2 separate regions of the Homo sapiens genome follow, and region 1 is linked to region 2. Evidence: read pairs that join two places in POLR2A ChIA-PET (ENCODE). Cell type or tissue: Panc1. All regions are shown on one strand. Each heading gives the region's core, and the rest is flanking DNA. Links, peaks and the distances in the headings are about the cores only. Region 1 holds the start of SPINK8 (serine peptidase inhibitor Kazal type 8 (putative)). Region 2 overlaps PFKFB4 (6-phosphofructo-2-kinase/fructose-2,6-biphosphatase 4).

The links. ChIA-PET counts read pairs that join two places held together with the same protein. Peaks named below come from ENCODE experiments on the same cell type or tissue, not always from the same donor. Only the 100,000 strongest peaks of a DNase experiment are listed, where the experiment ranks them.
Region 1: POLR2A ChIA-PET joins it to region 2 with 10 read pairs; 2 of 35 experiments call an interaction of 5 or more read pairs at or near these places.

What each region holds. Positions count from the first base shown.
Region 1 is chr3:48,330,700-48,340,538 of GRCh38, forward strand. It overlaps SPINK8 (serine peptidase inhibitor Kazal type 8 (putative)), which reads right to left and starts at 2,962. Exons shown (of 8, transcript NM_001080525.3): 1 at 2,836-2,962; 2 at 1,667-1,772. RefSeq lists a silencer at 3,307-3,507. In Panc1, for the core only: no CTCF peak of the experiment used is centred there; no DNase peak of the experiment used is centred there.
Region 2 is chr3:48,526,623-48,536,461 of GRCh38, forward strand. PFKFB4 (6-phosphofructo-2-kinase/fructose-2,6-biphosphatase 4) reads right to left here. Exons shown (of 14, transcript NM_004567.4): 8 at 9,634-9,839; 9 at 8,890-9,036. Among named protein-coding and RNA genes, the nearest start is that of MIR6823, 18 kb to the right of the region's middle. In Panc1, for the core only: no CTCF peak of the experiment used is centred there; no DNase peak of the experiment used is centred there.

The DNA of each region.
Region 1 (9,839 bases), core at 1,170-9,169, 200 kb before region 2:
TTTTGTATTTTAGTGAGCCCTCTTTACTACCTGATTGGTCGGGCTTGAGCTGAGTTACAAGCCCCTGTTTAAACGTGGGTGCGTTCACCTTCTCTAGCTAGGCTTACAAATTCTTAGTCAGCCTAAGAAATCCAGCTAGTCCTGTCTCTCAGTCCCCGCTCTCAACAGGAAAACCCAAGTGCTGTTGGGGGGATTGGCTGACAACTGCTCTAACTGCTTCCTGCTCAACTGGGGCATAGTAGGGGTCGTGCAGTTGAGATTTCCTAGGGAGGGGTGCCTTTGATGTCATCAATATCACAGCATGGGCTAGCAGGCCGGTCCAAGGATCCCTGGTAGATCTTAGTCAGGGACTGCATCTGGGGCTCCATTTGAAGAACATTTGTAGTTTTACAGCTTTGATTCTGGAAGAGACAAACTTAACAAGGAGGTTAAAGATACAGGGATTGAAATGTATGGCCTGAAGTTCAGGGGCATATGGGTGTGGGGCTGAAAGTGGGGTTTCCTTTAGAAAAACTCCTATAAGATGGGGCTTCAATATTTCCGGGAAGCCGCATTCTCCATAGAAGCTCTTGGTAAGGGGAGCTACTGGTAGTATAGCGGCACGGAGGGGATTACCCTATACTAGGGGGTCCTTCTATAAGCCTTTCTAATGGAGGGTCCTGCCTTGTGGCTCTTTGGCTTCAATATCTGCTTGGCGGTTCCCTTTCTATTTCCCTTTCCTTTCCTTTCTGATGACTCCTGCAGTGTAAGACTGCCACCTCTTTAGGTTTCTGTACAGCCAATGATAATCTTCTAATGGCTTCCTGATATTTGATAGGTGTTCCCTCAGAAGTTAGGAATTCTCTTTCTCTCCATATTGCTGCGTGGGCATGGAGGACTAGGTAAGCATACTTAGAGTCTGTATAGATATTTACCTTTTTTTCTTCTCCTAATTCTAGTGTATAATGGCCCCTGTTTTTGCTAGAATGTCTCTCCCTAACAAGGGAATGGGGCTTTCAGGCATAATTAGAAAGGTATGTGAAAATGGTAAAGTTCCCTAGTCACAACTTAGTGTCTGGGAGAAGTATCTAGTGACTGCCTGTCCTAGGACCCCTCGGATAGTGACAGATCTGGAGGACAGTTGTCTGGGACAGGAGAGTAAGACTGAGAAGGCCGCGCTAGTGTCCAGCAGACAGTTAACCTCCTGGCCCTCAGTGGTCAAGCATACCTGGGGAGGGTGATGCCAGGGGCTGGCGCTTGCCCCAGGCACCCTCAGTCCTGCTGCTGGATCATCTGGTTAGTGGCTTCTGACTCAGAGGACCTTCATCCCCTGGGGCAGTGGGCCTTCCAGTGATACCCTTGAAATAAGGGGCATGGATGAGGGGGTGGCTTATTTCTATTCGGACAATCTTTTTTAAAGTGTCCTTGTAGACCGCACTGGAATCAAATCCCTATTAGGCATTCGATTTGCCCAGCCTTTCACTTTTCCAGAGCCTCCAAAGTCCACTTGCCTGAAGGCCATGACTAAAGCGGTGGCCTTCTTTTTATCCCGTTTGTCCAGTTCTGCCTGCTCCTTCTGATCTCTATTATAAAAACTGAGGCCAAGTTCTTAGTTTAAGTTTTGTTCCAGGCCTAAGGCGGATTTTGAAGTTTTTTTCTAATGTCTGCAGCTGAGTGATAAACTTACCCTTTAAGATTAGTTGGCCTTCAATAGATCCAGATGACAGAGAGGTATGCTTCCTCAATGCCTCCCTTAGTCTCTCCAGAAAGGCAGTAGGATTTTCTTCCTTTCCCTGTGTTATAGTGGGCATCATTGAATAATTCATAGGCTTCTTCCTAGTTTTTCTTAGTCCTTCTAGCATGCAAGTTAGCAAATGTCTGCGGCACCAATCTCCACATTCTGATTCTGCGTCCCATTGAGGGTCTACACTGGGAACTGCCTGCTGGCCTGTGGGGAATCGTTCTCTTTCCTCTGTTGTCATCCTATCATTGACCTGACTGAGATACCAGAGATTGCCAAACTCTTGGGCTGCAGTTATAGCGGCACTTCTCTCATTTGGGGTTAGTATCTGATCTAGCAGTAACATTATGTCTCTCCATGTCAGATCAAAGGATTGTCCTAACCCTTGTAAAACATCAATATAGCCATCAGGGTTATTTGAGAATTTACCTAGGTCTATTTTAATTTGCTTCAAGTCTGAGAGGGAAAAAGGTACACACACTCTGGGCTGAATTCTCCTCCTCCCACCACTTCAAGGGGGCATAATCTGGGAATATTGGCACTCTTTGGTTCATTGTTTACCCCTTTCTCTATCTCCTTTGGCACCGTTTGTGTTGAAGGGGGGTCATTATTAGTTGGGGAAGGAGCCGGGGGAACGCCGGGGCAGGGGGGTAGATTCTGAGGGCTTCCTGTAGGGCATAAATCACACTTTTAACATAATTGTGAGTTGTCTCTTAATGAAAAGAAAGTTTGCACATATGGCACTTCGCTCCATTTGCCCTATTTTCTACAAAAGAAGTCTAGCTGTAAGATGGTGTTATAATTTATACTTCCCTTGGAGGGCATGTTTCTCCCTCTTGAAGAGGATATTGTGGCCAGGGGTACTGCAGAAGAATATAAGTCGTTTCTTTCTTAGCATCTGAGGGTCAAATTGGTCCTAATTCTCTAGAATACATCTTAGGGGCGTTTTTGCCTGGGAGGGGGGAACGTTTAAAAAGAACATAGGGATGCCAGCACCCCTAGTCATTTTCTGATGAGCATTAGTCCTAGAGCGTCCTCTGTGGTCCTAATGCTTATTCCTTTTCAGGGTGCGTAACCACCCACGGACCTCTGCTTATCAGATTAGTTACACTCACCGATGTAGCAGTCCTGCACCTGTTTTCCTGCCCTTCTTGACCACAAAGAAAGGGGTCTGGGCTGCTGGATTCTAGTGGTCCTTTACCAGCGTGCCTGACATTGCCTTTGCACTCAGGAGTGAGTTCTAGAGCTGGGCTGGGTTTCTGAGTATTTCATAACAACCCAGTTGCCCCATCAAGATGCATTTTCATAAACAACAGTTCTTATGCAAATTCGTTTCAGAGAGGGTGTAGGTAACCTTTTGAGTCAGGATTGAGATAGAGTTTTTGCCCACTAGGGCCTTTGTCCTTTTCCTTTGTAGGAATATGCCTTAATTATCGAACTTAAGATTTTGTTGCCCTGGATTAAGTCCTTTTGGGTACGAAATATGAGAGATGGCTCCTGTTTATCCTATGTGCCTTTTTCCTACGAGAAGGAGAGCGAGGAGAAAAAGATGGGCTTGCTCTTTTTGTAAGTACTTTAAGGCTTGGCTGAGTGCAAACAGCTCGCAGTTTGTGCAGACCAATTATGAGGCAATTCTCCTAACTCTGCTTCCACAAGAGTTTCCTTATCAATTACTGAATACCCATTGTGGTTTTTTCCTCAATCGCCTGGGAGGAACCATCTATCGTCCTATCCTAAAGGAAGTTCCTCCTAGGTCTGGTTGGACCTTTGCATGGCAATTAAGATTTAAATCCCCTGTTAGGAAATCTGCTGGGTTAAGGGAATTATCAGTGGTTGGTGTTAAATCACCTTTTTCTAACAGAATAGCCCCATACTTTAAGAATTTTGAGCTAGTAAGCTACCTTTTTTTTTTTTTTTTTTTGGTCTTAGGATTGTTCTGAACTGGTGAGGTGTGCTCACAATGAGGTTTCCTCTAAAGGTTATTTTTCTACTTTATTCTGTTAGCAAAGCAGTTGCCACTACAGATTGAATGCATTTGGGCCATCCACGGGTTACTGGGTTCAGGATTTTTGATAGGAAGGCTATGGGTTGTCAGTGGTCTCAGTGTTTTCGGGCTACGCCCTTGTTTACACTGACAACAAGGTAGTATTGGAGTATTATAGGGTCGTGGAGAAGACCTTTAATTATCAATTATAGGTTCTAAATTTACCTTGGCTTTTAAAGGAATAGGGTACACTGTTTTTTCTTTACTACCTCTCTCTTTCCCTTTTTTCTTTCTTTCTCTCTTTGACTTTCTGCCTCTTCCTCTCTCTGTCTGTCTTTTTTTAGATGGATTTTGGAAACGCAGTGGAAGGACGTTCACTTGTTGCCCCAGTTTGCCACTATAGGAACATGTGCCTCCCTTTAATTTACTCAAATTCGTTTTCATCCTGATCTATTATGTTGTTGTAGACTCAGTTCCAGTTGTTAAAATACTGGGTTATCAGTTCTAAGGGCCTGGCCAAGGAGCCAAGGCTTGGAGATTGTATTGCAGGGGGTAGTAAACTGGGTAGAAATTAGGGGAGGAGAGCATCTTACACAATGGGAGAGCGATCTTCCTAGCTATTTACAAACTTGGGGCCCTGGCAAGGGTGGTGGGGAATGGGTCCCACATAACAGCCCATGTTGACAGCTATATACCTAAATTGGGAGGGACACCAGGGGCAAGACTCCCTGGGTTCATAGCCTAGATATCTAAGGCCACAGCATAGAGCTTCCTTAGATCTCTTTGGAGATACAACTTGCTCTAATACTTGGGAGAGGAAATGAAAGTCTGAAGCATTAGTACCTAGGAGGCAGGGATTGGAGGAAGTAGATTCAGAGGTAAGGAGAATTTTTGGGGCTACACTTTCAAGAAAGTCATGGTCGGGACCCAGGAGGTATGGGTCAGAAGGAAAGGTAGGGGTGCACACGTGGGCAACTGTTGAGTAGAGACTTCTGGCTGCACCATGATCTCAACCAGCCAATGCCGGGAGTTCAGGACGACAGCTTTCTGCCTCTAGTCGGCCCTCGGCTTCCCCCCAGGAAATTGTGAAAGCGGAAGCTGGTTCCAGGCAGACCAACGCTCCTAACCCCAAAGGGTTGGGGGTTGTTAGAAAGCCTTTTCCCAGAAAGCCTCACAGCTGAGTCTTAAGTCCAGTGGCCATGCTAATCATTTTTAACTGGCTGACAGGTGCCCGGTATTTCCTCTGATTCTAAGGAAGGATAGGACAGGATAGCAAGCTAAAGTGGTTCAATATTACTCACCACTTTGGAGAATACCTGTACGGGCCAACAGCTGTTACCAGGCAGGTCTTTGTTCTTAGAGCTCCTGAGATGGTGGCAGGCCGCTCCCAAGATGGCGGCAAGCCTTTTGTTCTCTGACCTGGGGTTCTTGGCCTCACGGATTCCAAGGAATGGAAACTTGGGACATGCAGTGAGTGTTATAGCTCTATTAGAAGCCGTCGGTCACGGAAGAGAACCCTGGAACCCAGCGACTAGTGTTTAGCTCGATTAGGATGAACCCAGGCACTTAGCCATGCAGGGACAATGGCGAGCCTCTAGCCTGATTGGGAGTGGCAATGGGCACCTCGCTGGATCAGAAGCATAGCAGCCACCCTGCCCAATCCGGAGGTGTGGAAGCCAATGGTGGGTCAGCGACGTTGGCTTTCAGCAGTGGTGGAGAGTGAGTGAAAGCTCAGCTCGAGCCGGAACAAACATGGAACAGAAGAGTGTGCAGTTGCAAGATTTAATAGAGTGAAAACAGAGCTCCCATACAAAGGAGGGGACCCAAAGGGGGTTGCCTGCAAAACTGTCTTAAAAAAAAAGTTTAAATAGTTACAAATAACTCAATTACTGGCCTAGTTTAAATATTACTATTTTAAAATAAAAATCATTATCTTAGACATAACCCATGGAATTTACATTCTATGGCAATTTGATTTTACATTGTATATTTGAAAGCCACATGGATGAACTCAGTTAGAAATTGTATGTCATTTCTTTTTCTCCTTGAATGAACGTTTCATTCTGCTTTCTCCATGTAACTTTTATTTCAATGTTATGCTTGATGGTGAGTTACTGATCATGCTTTTCTACTTTTCATCATCAGAAATATGCAAATAAATGGATTTTTCAAAGTTCCTGGGATCATAGGATATAAAGTTTTAATCTGTTTCTCTTGAACTGAGTTATTATCACAGTTAGTAGTACATGTCAATCAAAACATAGGTATACTATAAAATTTGATAGTTATTTGATGTAGAGGTAGATTTATTTCTTTTCTTTTTTTTTTTTTTTTTGAGATGGAGTCTCACTCTGTCCCCCAGGCTGGAGTGCAGTGGTGCAATCTCAGCTCACTGCAACCTCCACCTCCCGGATTCAAGTGATTCTCCTGCCTTAGCCTCCTGAGTAGCTGGATTACAGGCACACGCCACCATGCCCAGCTAATTTTTGTATTTTTAGTAGAGATGGGGTTTCACCATGTTGGCCAGGTTGGTCTCGAACTCCTGACTTCGTGATCCATGTGCCTCAGCCTCCCACAGTGCTGGGATTACAGGCATGAGCCACCGCGTCCAGCGTAAGTATACATTTCTTACTGTGATGGATTGATTTGGTTTGGATCTGTGTCCCCACCAAATATCATGTGACATTGTAATCCCCAATGTTGGAGGTGGGGCCTGGTGGGAGGTGACTAGATCACAGCGGTGGTTTCTCATAGTTTAACACCATCCCCCTTGGTGCTGTTCTCCTGGTAGCAAGTTCTTGCAATAACTGGTTGTTTAAAGGTGTATAGCACCTCCCCATTCGTTCTCTTCCTCCTGCTCCAGCCATGTGAGATGCCTCCTTCCTGCTTTGCCTTCTGCCATGATTGTAAGTTTACTGAGGCCTCCCCAAAAGTAGAAGTCTATACAGCCTGTGGAACCATGAGCCAATTAAACCTCTTCTCTTTATAAATTACCTGGTTTCACGTATTTCTTTCTTTCTTTTTTTTTCTTGAGACGGAGTCTCACCCTGTCGCCCAGGCTGGAGTGCAGTGGCGCAATCTCGGCTCACTGCAACTGCCACCTCCTGGGTTCAAGCGATTCTCTTGCCTCAGCCTCCCGAGTAGCTGGGATTACAGGCATGCACCACTACACCTGGCAAATTTTTGTATTTTTAGTAGAGACACTTGGCCACCATGTTGGCCAAGCTGGTCTTGAACTCCTGACCTCAAGTGATCCACCCACCTTGGCCTCCCAAAGTGCTGGGATTACAGGCGTGAGTCACTGTGCCCGGCCACACATATTTCTTTAAAGCAGTGCCAGAACAGAGTAATACATGGTTGACGCTTGCTGATGCTTTTCAGTTAGTTTAAATATCTACCCTTGAATATTACTTGTTGCTAGAATGACTCAGGACTCAACATCAGTTCTATATTTATTCTTTGTTTTCCACACACTGAAAAATCATGTTTACAATAAGTAAGTAGACGGGAATTGAAAGAGTTTTATATAGCAGTGTCACTTAAGTCTTGGAAGTTCTTCCAAATTTTATACCAGAAATAACATTGTGATAGGCGAGTGAGGTCAGCAAGATGGCTTACACTAGAGTTGCCTGGCTCTTGTTCCTCCCCTACTTCCCGCCCCCAAAAAGGAAGCAAAACAATAAATAACCAACTATATTTTGTCTAGAGTGGTTGAGGAAGCGCATGTGAGAGCACCAGGAGAAGAGCGAAACTCTTGCAGAGCATGGGAGCCCAGGATAGGGCCATAGGGTGGGGAGTGAGGCATCTGCCTCTGCACACTGTCTCCCCTGCCAGGATCAGATGGGAGCCAGGGAGGACTTCTTCCAGGGAAAAGGTAAGCTGAAGACCCTTGGCTGTCCCCATCACCACCACAGATGCCAGAAGTCATTGCTACAGGAGTGTCCCCCAACTGCCCCTGTCCTCACGGGGCAGAGTTCAATGTGAACAGTTGCCAGGAGTCTGCATGGCTACATTATCCCAAAGCAGGAACCCCCTTGACATCCCCAATCCCCGTGACCTTAACGGCTAGCATGGGGCCATCTTGAAACGGGACCCCTATCTGTAGTGCGGCATACCTGGGGGCCAGTAGCCGCAAAACCCTCCATCCCTGAGGTCCTGCCGTAATTCCACTAAATTTACATGGGTACCTGCAGCACCAAAACCCTGGATGCCCAGAGTGTAGGTCCAAAGGAATGACTGGGATCCTAAGCCCAAACCCACAAGGCACACTATCACCCAGGGACACTGGCTGACCTACACCGCAGGGAGGCCCCTGCAGCCACTGGGCCCCAAGCACCCACTCTAGGATTGACAGCTGGCCTGGAGTTGGCCCTGAACCACCAGAGAGCATCTGTCACAGGCACTCACCTAGTCTCCTTGCCCGTGGCAGCTAGCCAGCCCACTTCCTCAGTCACAACAGTTGAAATATCCAGACAGAAAGTCAACAAAGAAATATTGGGCTGAAACTACACCGTATACAAAAAGGACCTAACAGACATTTATAGAATATTTCATTCAACAGCTGCAGAATACACGTTCCTAACCACACATGGACCATTCTCCAGGACAGATCATCACATTAGGAAGTAAGAAGTGTTCTCTGCTGAGCTAATCTCTTCAGTGAAACTCTCCCTGACTTAATACATATTTTATTCCATTATTTGATTCCCTTATCTTGCTTTATAGATCTCCATTTCAATGATCTCCACCAGAAATGTTATTGGGAATGCATTCATTCGTTGAGTGATTATTTCCACCTTTAGATGAATGGTAAGCTCTGGAAAGGAGTAAACTCTGTGGTTACTCCTGTTCTAGGCATCTTCTCTTGAGGTTTGAAATTAGGACACCAAAAGTTTGGTGACCTATAGGTGAACCGTGGCAATGGTAGAGGATTCATGCCCTAATTCTTACCCTTCTGAAACATGTCCAAATTTTTGTGCATCCTTACCCAACTCACCGCATATTTTACTTGTGCTAGGTTGAATGCTTGTGGATTCCTCAACACCAGGCAAAGTCCTTTTAAGAAAAGTTCTTAGCATAGTTTCCCTTTTATCTGCCTATCCAATGAAAGAGGCAAGCAGGTAGAAGCTCAGAAAGACAACGTTTGCCTCAGTTTACAGGCAATTTAGTCAGTGCTGCCTGACTGGTTTTTCAAATGAATGATACAGTCAAGAGCTTACTTAGCTTATTAAATGACAAAAATAATAATAATAATTACAAAGGCAGTATATAGAGAGTTGAAGAAAACATTTATTCAGTGCCTACTCTGGAATGGGCATGGTATCGTAAATGTTTATATGTATCATATATATTTAAATATTTTTTAAGCCGGGCACAGTGGCTCATGCTTGTAATTCAAGGCTTTGGGAGGCCAAGACAGGAAGATCACTTGAGGCCAGGAGTTCAAGATCAGCCTCGGCAACATAACAATACCCCTGTCTGTACAAAAAAATTAAAAAATTAGCCAGGTGTGGTGGTGTGTGCTTGTAGTCCCAGCTACTCAGGGAGGCTGAGGTTGGAGGATTGCTTGAGCCCACAAGTTTGAGGCTACAGTGAGCTGAGCTCACACCACTGTACTCCAGCCTGGGTGACAGAGAATGACCTTGTCTCAAAAAAATATATATATATTCATGTTAAATTTTATTAAAATATATGTATGCATACAAAATATAGGTACTTTGCATGCATATATTTTGTATGCATATATTTTAATAAAATTTAACATGACACATGAAATTATTACTAAAATTTAATATTTTAAACAATCACTTTAAATTCCCCAAGTACTAATCACTGAGAATCGAGAATGTCAGACCCTGAAGGTTGCTGAAATCTAATCCAAACCAGTCATTTGACACATGAAAAGAAAGTGAGGCTCTCCTGATGGGGCACTGGAAAGAAAATATTAAGACTAATTTTCCCTTACACGTGGCCAGGTTTCAATGAATCACAGAAAAATCTTAATTTACCTTCATTTGGCATGGTAGGCACCTCCAGGTTAGGACTTAAGATAGTGCGGGCCACACTTCAGAATCTCACATAAATAGACATGGTTAAGAATCATCTTTTTGTGCTAATACTTAGAATCCCCAGGAA
Region 2 (9,839 bases), core at 1,141-9,140:
ATCCAGTCATTGGTGTCCTTTTAAGAACGCCATGTAGGCCGGGCACAGTGGCTCATGCCTGTAATCCCAGCACTTTGGGAGGCTGAGGCAGGTGGATCATGAGGTCAGGAGTTTGAGACCAGCCTGGCCAATATGGTGAAACCCCGTCTCTACTAAAAAAATACAAAAATTAGCCAGGCGTGGTGGCTCACGCCTGTAGTCCCAGCTACTTGGGAGGCTGAGGCAGAAGAATCTCTTGAACCCGGGAGGCAGAGATTGCAGGGAGCTGAGATCATGCCACTGCACTCCAGCCTGGGTGACAGAGCGAGACTCCATCTCAAAAAAAAAAAAAAAAAGAATGTCATGTGAAGGCACAGACAGACATACATAGGGAAGAAAGCCATGTGATGACCGTGGACAGAGGTGGGATTGGAGTGATGAGGCTATGAGCCAAGAAATACCAAGGATTACCAGCAACAACTGGAAACTAGGAAGAGGTGAGGAAGCGTTCTTTATTAGCACCTTCAGAGGGAGCATGGCCCCGCTGACGCCTTGATTTCAGACTTCTAGCCTCCAGAACTGTGAGAGAATCAATTCATGTTGTTTTAAGCCACTCACCTGTAGTGCTTTGTTACGGCAGCCCTAGTAAACTAATACTTTTTTTTTTTTTAACATTTAGTGGTTTTTTTTTTTTTTTTGAGACAGTCTTACTCTGTCACACAGGCTGGAGTCCAGTGGTGTGATCTTGGCTCACTGCAGCCTCAAACTTCCCAGGCTCAGGTGATCCTCCCACCTCAGCCTCCCAAGTAGCTGGGACTACAGGTGTGCGCCACCACACTTGAATACTAACACATATTTTGGTACCAGGAGGTGAAGTGCTGCTGGCTGCTGTAATAAAGAACTAAAAATGTGGAAGTGGTTATGAAATGGGATAGTGGGTAGAGGCTGGAAGAATTTTGTGGTGCATGATAAAAAGCTTAGACTGTCTTGAAGAGACTGTTAGTAGAAATTTAGACATTAAAGATTATTCTGGTGAAGGCACAGAAGGAAGTGAAGAGGATGACAGAGAAAGCGTCCATCATCTTTTTTTTTTTTTTTTTTTTTGAGACAGGGTCTCACTCTGTTGCCCAGGCTGGAGTGCAGTGGTGCAATCTCAGCTCACTGCAACCTCTGCCTCCCATGTTTAAACAATTCTCCTGCCTCAGCCTCCTGAGTAGCTGGGATTACAGGCACAGGCCACCATGGCTGGCTAATTTTTTGTATTTTTAGTAGAGACGGGGTTTCGCCATGTTGACCAGGCTGGTCTCGAACTCCTGGCCTCATGTGATCTGCCCATCTCGGCCTCCCAAAGTGCTGGGATTACAGTCATGAGCCACTACGCCCGGCCAGCTTCCACCATCGTAAAGAGCACATATATCATCATGAAAAGAACGTTGATAGAAATATGAACATTAAAGGTGCCTCTGTGAGCCCACAAGGGGAAATGAGGTACCTTTTCCTGGACCCTAGAGAAAAGGTAATCCATGTTATAAAGTGGCAGAGAATGTGGCTAAACTGAGTTCCCATGTTGGACGGCTACAACCAAGACTGATGGTAACAAGCGCAGGCGGGTATGTGGAGAAATCAGAGCCCTCACACACTGCGGGAGGGAATGTGAGATGGCGAAACAGTGTGGCAGTTTCTGAAAAGGTTGAATGTATAATTACCATATGACCCAGCAATTCTACTCCTAGCGTACAGTGAGGAGAAATAAAAATATAAGTCCGCACAAAAACTTATGCCGGATGCGGTGGCTCATGTCTGTAATCCCAGCACTTTGGGAGGCCAAGGCAGGTAGATCTCTTGAGCCCAGGAGTTTGAGACCAGCCTGGGCAACATGATGAAACCCCATCTCTACAAACAAATACAAAAATTAGCTGGGTGTGGTGGCGAGTTCCTGTAGTCCCAGCTACTTGGGAGACAGAGGTGGGAGGATTGCTTGAGCCCAGGAGATGGAGGCTGCAGTGAGCTAAGATCGTGCTACTGCACTCAGCCTGGGCAACAAAGCAAGACCCTGTCTCAAACAAACAAACATAGAAAACACCTTGGACATGAATGTTCACAGCAGCATTATCCACATAGCCCAAAAGTGGCAACAACTCAAATGCCCATCAACTGATGAATGGATACATAATGTGTGGTATATTTATATAATAGGATGTTATTTGGCAATGTAAAGGAATGAAATACTGCTACATGCTACACGAATAAACCTTGAAAACATTAGTGGTAGCTTAAGGCAGAAGGAAGGGTTAGAGGGAAATGGGAAGTGACTGTTGATGGGCACAGGATTTCTATCTGGGGTGATGAAATGTTCTAAAACTGATTGTGGTGATGGTTGCACAACTCTGAACACACTAAAAACCACTGAACTGTATACTTATTTATTTATTTATTTATTTATTTATTTTTTTAGAGACTGAGTCTCGCCTTGTCTCCAAGGCTGGAGTGTAATGGCACGATCTCAGCTCACTGCAACCTCCACCTCCTGGGTTCAAGTGATTCTCCTGCCTCAGCCCCCCGAGTAGCTGGGATTACAGGTGTGCGCCACCACAAATGGCCTGAACTGTATATTTTAAATGGGTGAATTCTATGGTATATGAATTATATCTCAATAAAGCTATCATTTTTTTAAAGGAACTATAAGGCAATAAATTGTGGATTAAACTAAGAAAAAGTCATAATGTTGGAATAGAAGACAAGCCCAAGGCTGTTTATCAGAAGATAAACATGGAAAGATGATTAATGGATCATAAAAACTGTAATAGTTTCAAAACTTGAAAGATGAAGGAAATCCACAAGCATCTTGGAAAATAATCAGATTAACTTCAAAGGAAAAAAACTGGGGTGGCTGCAGGCTTCTCTGCAAAACTGAATGTTAGCATCAAATCTATATATTTGGAGGGAAGACACTGTCCTATAACCTGCCTCAGGTAGCTGCTGTTTGTGTGAGAAAGAAATCAGTGGCTGGATAACCCCCACCAAGCACAAAATGGGTTAAATGAGCTACAAAATGAGTTATAAAAATTGCTTACTTTTTTGAAAGAGATTATCAATTCTGAAGAGAAAGAATAGATAAAAAATAAAACCACAACTTGAGTTCAGGAGTTTGAAACCAGCCTGGGCAATATGGTGAAGCCCCATCTTTACAGAAAATACAAAAATTAGCCAGGCGTAGTGTTGCACACCTGTGGTCCCAGCTACTCAGGAGGCTGAGGTGGGAAGATGGCTTGAGTCCAGGAGGCGGAGGTTGCAGTGAGCTGAGATGGTGCTACTGCGCTCCAGCCTGGGTGACAGAGCCAGACCCTGTTTCAAAAATAAAATAAAATAGGCCAGGCATAGTGGCTCATACCTGTAATCCCAGCACTTTGGGAGGCCAAGGCGGGTGGATCACCTGAGGTCAAGAGTTCAAGACCAGCCTGGCCAACATGGTGAAACCCTGTCTCTACTAAAAATACAAAAATTAGCCAGGCATGGTGTCTCACAACTGTAGTCCCAGCTACTCGGGAGGCTGAGGCACGAGAATCACTTAAACCCGGGAGGTAGAGGTTACAGTGAGCTGAGATTGCACCACTACACTCCAGCCTGGGAAACAGAGTGAGATTTGGTCTCAAAAAATAAATAAATAAATAAAAATAAAATAAAATAAAACCATGATGCTGTACTCTGCCCAATTACATCGAAAAAACAGAGCAAAAAGGAAATGAATGGCAATAATACAACATCATCTTTCCCAACAGAAGGTCAAAAATTATTTTCCTGTGACAGTATGAGCTTTGTTAAGTATATTTCAATTATGTGCATCCAGCCTGAGAATGTCTTTGAAAAGCTTTAAGGTAAAGACTATTGGAATAAAAACATTGCCTACCTTTCAAATAACAAAAAAGATCATATCTACACAGAAAAATTGGAATAAAGAGAAAATTCCAAGGTATTGAAAACAAGATCAAACATACCAGTAATGATAATAATAAACCTAAGTGGTTGCAGATGCCTTGATGAAAAAAGCTCTTGGGCTAGGCTAAAACTCAAAGCAAGTATATGCTTTTGTTTTGTTTTGTTTTGTTTTCTTTTCTTTTGTTTTTGAGACAGAGTCTTGCTCTGTCACCCAGGCTGGAGTGTAGTGACATATCTTGGCTCACTGCAACCTCCTCCTCCTGGGTTCAAGCAATTCTCCTGCTTCAGCCTCCCACGTAGCTGGGATTACAGGCATGCGCCACCACGCTCAGCTACTTTTTACATTTTTAGTACAGACAGGGTTTCACCATCTTGGACAGGCTGGTCTCAAACTCCTGATGTCAAGTGATCCACCCACCTCAGTCTCCCAAAGTGCTGGGATTGCAGGCATGAGCCACTGCGCCTGGCCTATGCTCTTTATTCTAAAGAAAATGATACAAAAATGTTAAAAATAAAAGGGAAAAAATATAATAAAAAAATATGGACAGGTTGGGCATGGTGGTTCATGCCTGTAATCCCAGCACTTTGGGAGGCCAAGGAAGGAGATCACTCGAACCCAGGAGTTCAAGACCACCCTGGGCAACACAGCAAGACCACATCTCTAAAAATTTTTTAAATTTAGGACAGGGGCAGTGGCTCATGACTGTAATACCAGCAATTTGGGAGGCCGAGGTGGGATCACCTGAGGTCAGGAGTTCAAGACCAGCCTGACCAACATGGAGAAACTCCGTCTCTACTAAAAATACAAAATTAGCTGGGCTTGGTGGCTCATTCCTGTAATCCCAGCTACTCGGGAGGCTGAGGCAAGAGAATCACTTGAACCCGGGAAGCAGAAATTTTTTTTTTTTTTTTTTAATTTTGAGAGGGAGTTTTGCTCTTGTTACCCAGGCTGGAGTGCAGTGGCGTGATCTCAGCTCACCACAACCTCCGCCTCCCAGGTCTCCAACTCCTGACCTCAGGTGATCTGCCCACCTTGGCCTCCCAAAGTGCTTGGATTACAGGCATGAGCCACCGCACCCGGCCAAAAAAAAATTTTTTTTTTAAATTTAGCTGGGTATGGTGATGTGTGCCTGTAGTCCTAGCTACTCGGGAGGCTAAGATGGGAGGATTACTTGAACCTGGGAGGTCAAGGCTGCAGTGAGCCATGATGGTGCCATTGCACTCCAGCCAGGACAACAGAGCAAGACCCTGTCACTTAAAAAAAAGAAAAAATATATGGACAGAAAGCAGGAATAACAAATCAAAACCAAGATGCAATACCACACCCATTAGGATGGCTACTATTAAAAAAAGAAAAGAAAAGAAAACAACAAGTGTTGACAAGGATGTGGAGAAATTGGAACCTGTGTGTACTTCTGGTAGAAATGTAAAATGATGCAGCTGCTATGGGAAACAGTACAGCAGTTCCTCAAAAAAATAAAAACAGAGGCCGGGTGCGGTGGCTCACGCCTGTAATCCCAGCACTCTGGGAGGCCGAGGCGGGTGGATTGCCTGAGGTTGGGAGTTTGAGACCAGTCTGGCCAACATGGTGAAACCCTGTCTCTACTAAAAATACAAAAAAAATTAGCTAGGCATCGTGGTGTGGGCCTGTAATCCCAGCTACTCAGGAGGCTGAGGCAGGGGAATTGCTTGAACCAGGGAGGTGGAGGTTGCAGTGAGCTGAGATCATGCCACTGCCCTCCAGCCTGGGCGACAGAGCGAGATTCCGTTTCAAAATAAATAAATAAATAAATAAATAATAAAAACAGAATTACCATAGGATCTGGCAATTCCACTTCTAGGTCTATACCAAAAAGAATTGAATTGAGAGCAGGGTCTCAAAGAGACATTTGTATCCATGTTCACAGCTGCATTATCCACAATAGCTAAAAAGTGGAAGCTGTCCAAGTGTCCATTGGCAGATGAATGGATACACGAAATGTGGTATACAATAGAATCTTATTCTGCCTTAGAAAGGAAGAAAATTCTTAAGGCTGGGTGTGATGGTTCACATTTGTAATCCTAGCACTTTGAGAGGCCAAAGTGGTAGAATCGCTTGAGGCTAGGAGTTTGAGACCAACCTGGGCAATATAGTGAGCCTCCCTTCTCTACAAAAAATAAAAAAATTATCTAGGCATGGTGGTGTGCACTTGTTAGTCCCAGCTACTAGGGAGGCAAGAGAATCGTTGAGTCTAGGAGTTTGAGGCTGCAGTGATTTCCACATTGCACTGTAGCCTGGGTGACAGAGTGAGATGCTGTCTTAAAAAATAAACAGGAAGGAAACTCTTGCACAAGCTACAACATGGATGAACCTTGAGGATATTATGCTAACTAAAGTAACCAGTTACAAAAAGACAAATACTATATGATTTCACTTATATGAGGTATATAAAGTAGTCAAAGTCATAAAGACAGAAAGTGGTTGCCAGGGGCTGGGAGTAGCAAATAGAGTTATTGTTTTTCTTTTTAAAATTTTTTTAGAGATGGGGTCTCACTATGTTGTCCAGGCTGGAGTGCAAGGGCCAATCGTGAATGAAATCATAGCACACCACAGCCTCAAACTCATGGGCTCAAGCAATCCTCCCACCTCAGCCTCCCAAGTACCTGGGACTATAGGTGTGAGCCAGCACATCTGGCTTGAGTTATTGTTCAGTGGGTACAGAGTTTCTGTTTTACAAGATTAAAAGAGTTCTGGAGATGCATGGTGGTGAGAGTTGCATAACAATGTAAATGTACTTCATACTCCTGAAACGTACACTTCAAAACAGCTATGATGGTAAATTTTATGTTATGCATATTTTACCACAGTAAAAAAAAATGGAAAAACAAAAGCAGGGGTGGTAATATTCAAATTAGTCAAAGTATATATCCACAGAAAAAGCTTTTCATATTGAAATGGGAACCACCCATAATAAAGACCAAGCCATGATGGAGCAACTGGTACCAGATTTGCTCTGGCCCCAACAAAAACAACTATTATTAAAAAAGGACAAATTGGCAGGGCGCTGTGGCTGACACCTGTAATCCTAGAACTTTGGGAGGTTGAGGTGGGTGGATTGCCTGAGGTCAGGAATTCAAGACCAGCCTGGCCAACGTGGTGAAACCCTGTCTCTACTAAAAATACAAAAATTAGTTGGTGTGGTGGCGGGTGCCTATAATCCCAGCTACTCTGGAGGCTGAGGCACAAGAATCGCTTGAACCCGGGAGACGAAGGTGGCAGTGAGCCGAGATCGTGCCATTGCACTCCAGCCTGGACAACAGGAGCAAACCTCCGTCTCAAAAAAATAAATAAATAAAGGGACAAATCAAACAACTGTTTTTAGACACGAGACTAGGCAGGACTGTGATCCTTGAGAGAAGGGAAGCAAGCTGAGGGGAGGAGGCAGCAGCTTACTGCCCAGAGGCACTTCCTGGACTGCAGAGCCAAGCATAATGAAGAAATAATGGAAGATTCAAAAAAGGAACAAAATGAAATTCCTGGAGCTTCAAAACACCACATCTGATATGAAAAGTTCACTGGATGGGTTTAATAAAAATGCAGAAGTAAAGATAAGTGAATTTGAAGACATAGCAGTAGAAACTATCTAAATTAAAGCTCGGAAGGAAAAAAAGACAGAGAAGAAATGAACAGAAGAAATTAAAAAACCAGAAGTTCAGTGACCTGTGGGATGATACCAAACAGTCTAACACACACAGAGTGGGAGTCCAGGATGGGAGAAGGGGTGGCAGAAAATACCTTTGAAGAAATGATGGCCAACAATTCTTCACATTTTATATTTAGAAACCCAGAAATCCGAGAATCTCAATAAACCCCAAGGATGATAAACATAAAGAAAACCATACTGAGATACATCATAATCAAATTGCTAAAAATCAGCAATAAAGAGAAAATATTCCAGCCTAGGCAACATCATGAGACTCCGTCTCTACAAAAATTAGAAAAGATTAGCCTGGCATGGTGGCAAGTGCCTGTAGTCCCAGCTAGTCAGGAGGTTGAGATGGGAGGATGGCTTGAGCCCAGGAAGTTGAGGCTACAGTGAGCTATGATTGCACCACAGCACTCCAGCTTGGGTGACAGAGTAAGATCTTGTCTTGAAAAAAAAAAAAAAAAGAAGAAAAGAAAATATTAAAGGCAGTCAGAGAAAAAGGAGGTAACATTATATCCAGAAGAGCAAAGATGAGAATGACAACAGACTTCTCTTAGAAACAATGCAACCCAGAAGTCAGCAGAAGAGCATTTTTTTTTTTTTGAGACAGAACATCACTCTGTTGCCCAGGCTGGAGTGCAGTGGCACAATCTCAGCCCACTGCAACCTCTGTCTCCTGGGTTCAAGCAATTCTCCTGCCTCAGCCTCCCGAGTACGTGGGATTACAGGTACCCACCACCATGCCTGGCTAATTTTTGTATTTTCAGTAGAGATGGGGTTTCACCATGTTGGCCAGGCTGGACTCAAACTCCTGACTTGAGGTGATCCGCCCGCCTCAGCCTCCCAAAGTGCTGGGATTACAAGGGTGAGCCACCGCACCTGGCGAGAACAGCATCTTTAAAGAGACAAAGGCCGTGCTGGTTCACCTCATTTGTGTCTCCAGATCCCTGGGAGGTTGGCTATGGCTGACTGCAGCTACCAAGCTCCCGTGGCCGCTGATTTCTTGTTGAGCTAGACCATGAGGAACCCTAGCAGGAGGCCACAGGGAGGGAGGAGAGTGAGGTTGAGGTGTCAACTCCCAGGCTCACTCCTGAGAATGGTCTAGGGCTCACCCAAGGTCCCATCCTGTTAGGCTGCCTTTTCCTCTCTGCTCCCAGCCCCTAGGTTCCTGTATCCTTTCTCTCTCCTCTCCTTTGCCCAAGGGGAGCAATGGTCACTGTTGTTACAATATGATGCAGCAGCCCTGCGGTATCTGGGAGGTAGACAGGGAGGGAGGGACGGTAACTACCGCATCGATCTCGTTGAGGACCTTCCACTGTTCATAGGGCACACCCAGTGCCTCAGCCGTCTGGATTGTCCTCTTCATCTGGCTTGTCCAGACCTTCAGATCCTTGATATTTTGGTCACTGATGAACTGGGCTAGACTCTTGGCAAACTGAAATACATCATAAGCAAACTCAGACCCACAGGTCTTGGGCTGCCCTTAAAGCATCCCATAGCCGCAGGGTCCATGAGATCACCCTCGCCTTGAACACTCACTACAGGTTTGGTAAAAAGCATGAACTAACTTGTCGATGACACACATGCTGACACACAAGAACACAAGTGCTGTTCCTGTGCACCCTCCCAGACCCTGAGCACAGCAGCACAGTTACAGCTGAGACTCATCAGGGCCACTGCCTCCCCACAACCAGGTGCCCTGTGCTACGTGACCACTGAGGTCTCCCCTGGACTGTGGCACAGCTATCTGCTACACTGTATGGACTCAGGTCGCTCTAAGGGTGGCATGCCTCTGACAAAAGGGGCTCAGTGAGTGACAGCTCACATGGAAACCAGAGATCCAGGCATTTGCCTGTTGCTTGATGACCTTCCCTACATGATGGGAAGATTCTAGGTTGAATGAAGGTCATTCACCTCGACTGCACATTAAAAGAATGGGAGCCTAGCCCCAGCGCACTCACACATGCATATACCCAGCCACGCAGGGTACAAATGCAGGCCCGTGTGCGCACGCAGGGACACATGCACTGACCTCCCTGCCCCGAGGGGACAGTCCTGGGTCCCCGCCAATCCGGCCCTTGAGGTTGAGCTCGCTCTCCCCGTGCCGGCAGAGGTAGATGGAGCGGGGGGTCACGTGGATGTTCATGAGGTAATATACGATGCGGCTCTGGATGTGGTCAGCCACACGGTTCACCACGTAGCTCTGGCCCACATCCATGATCTTGATATAGGACAGGT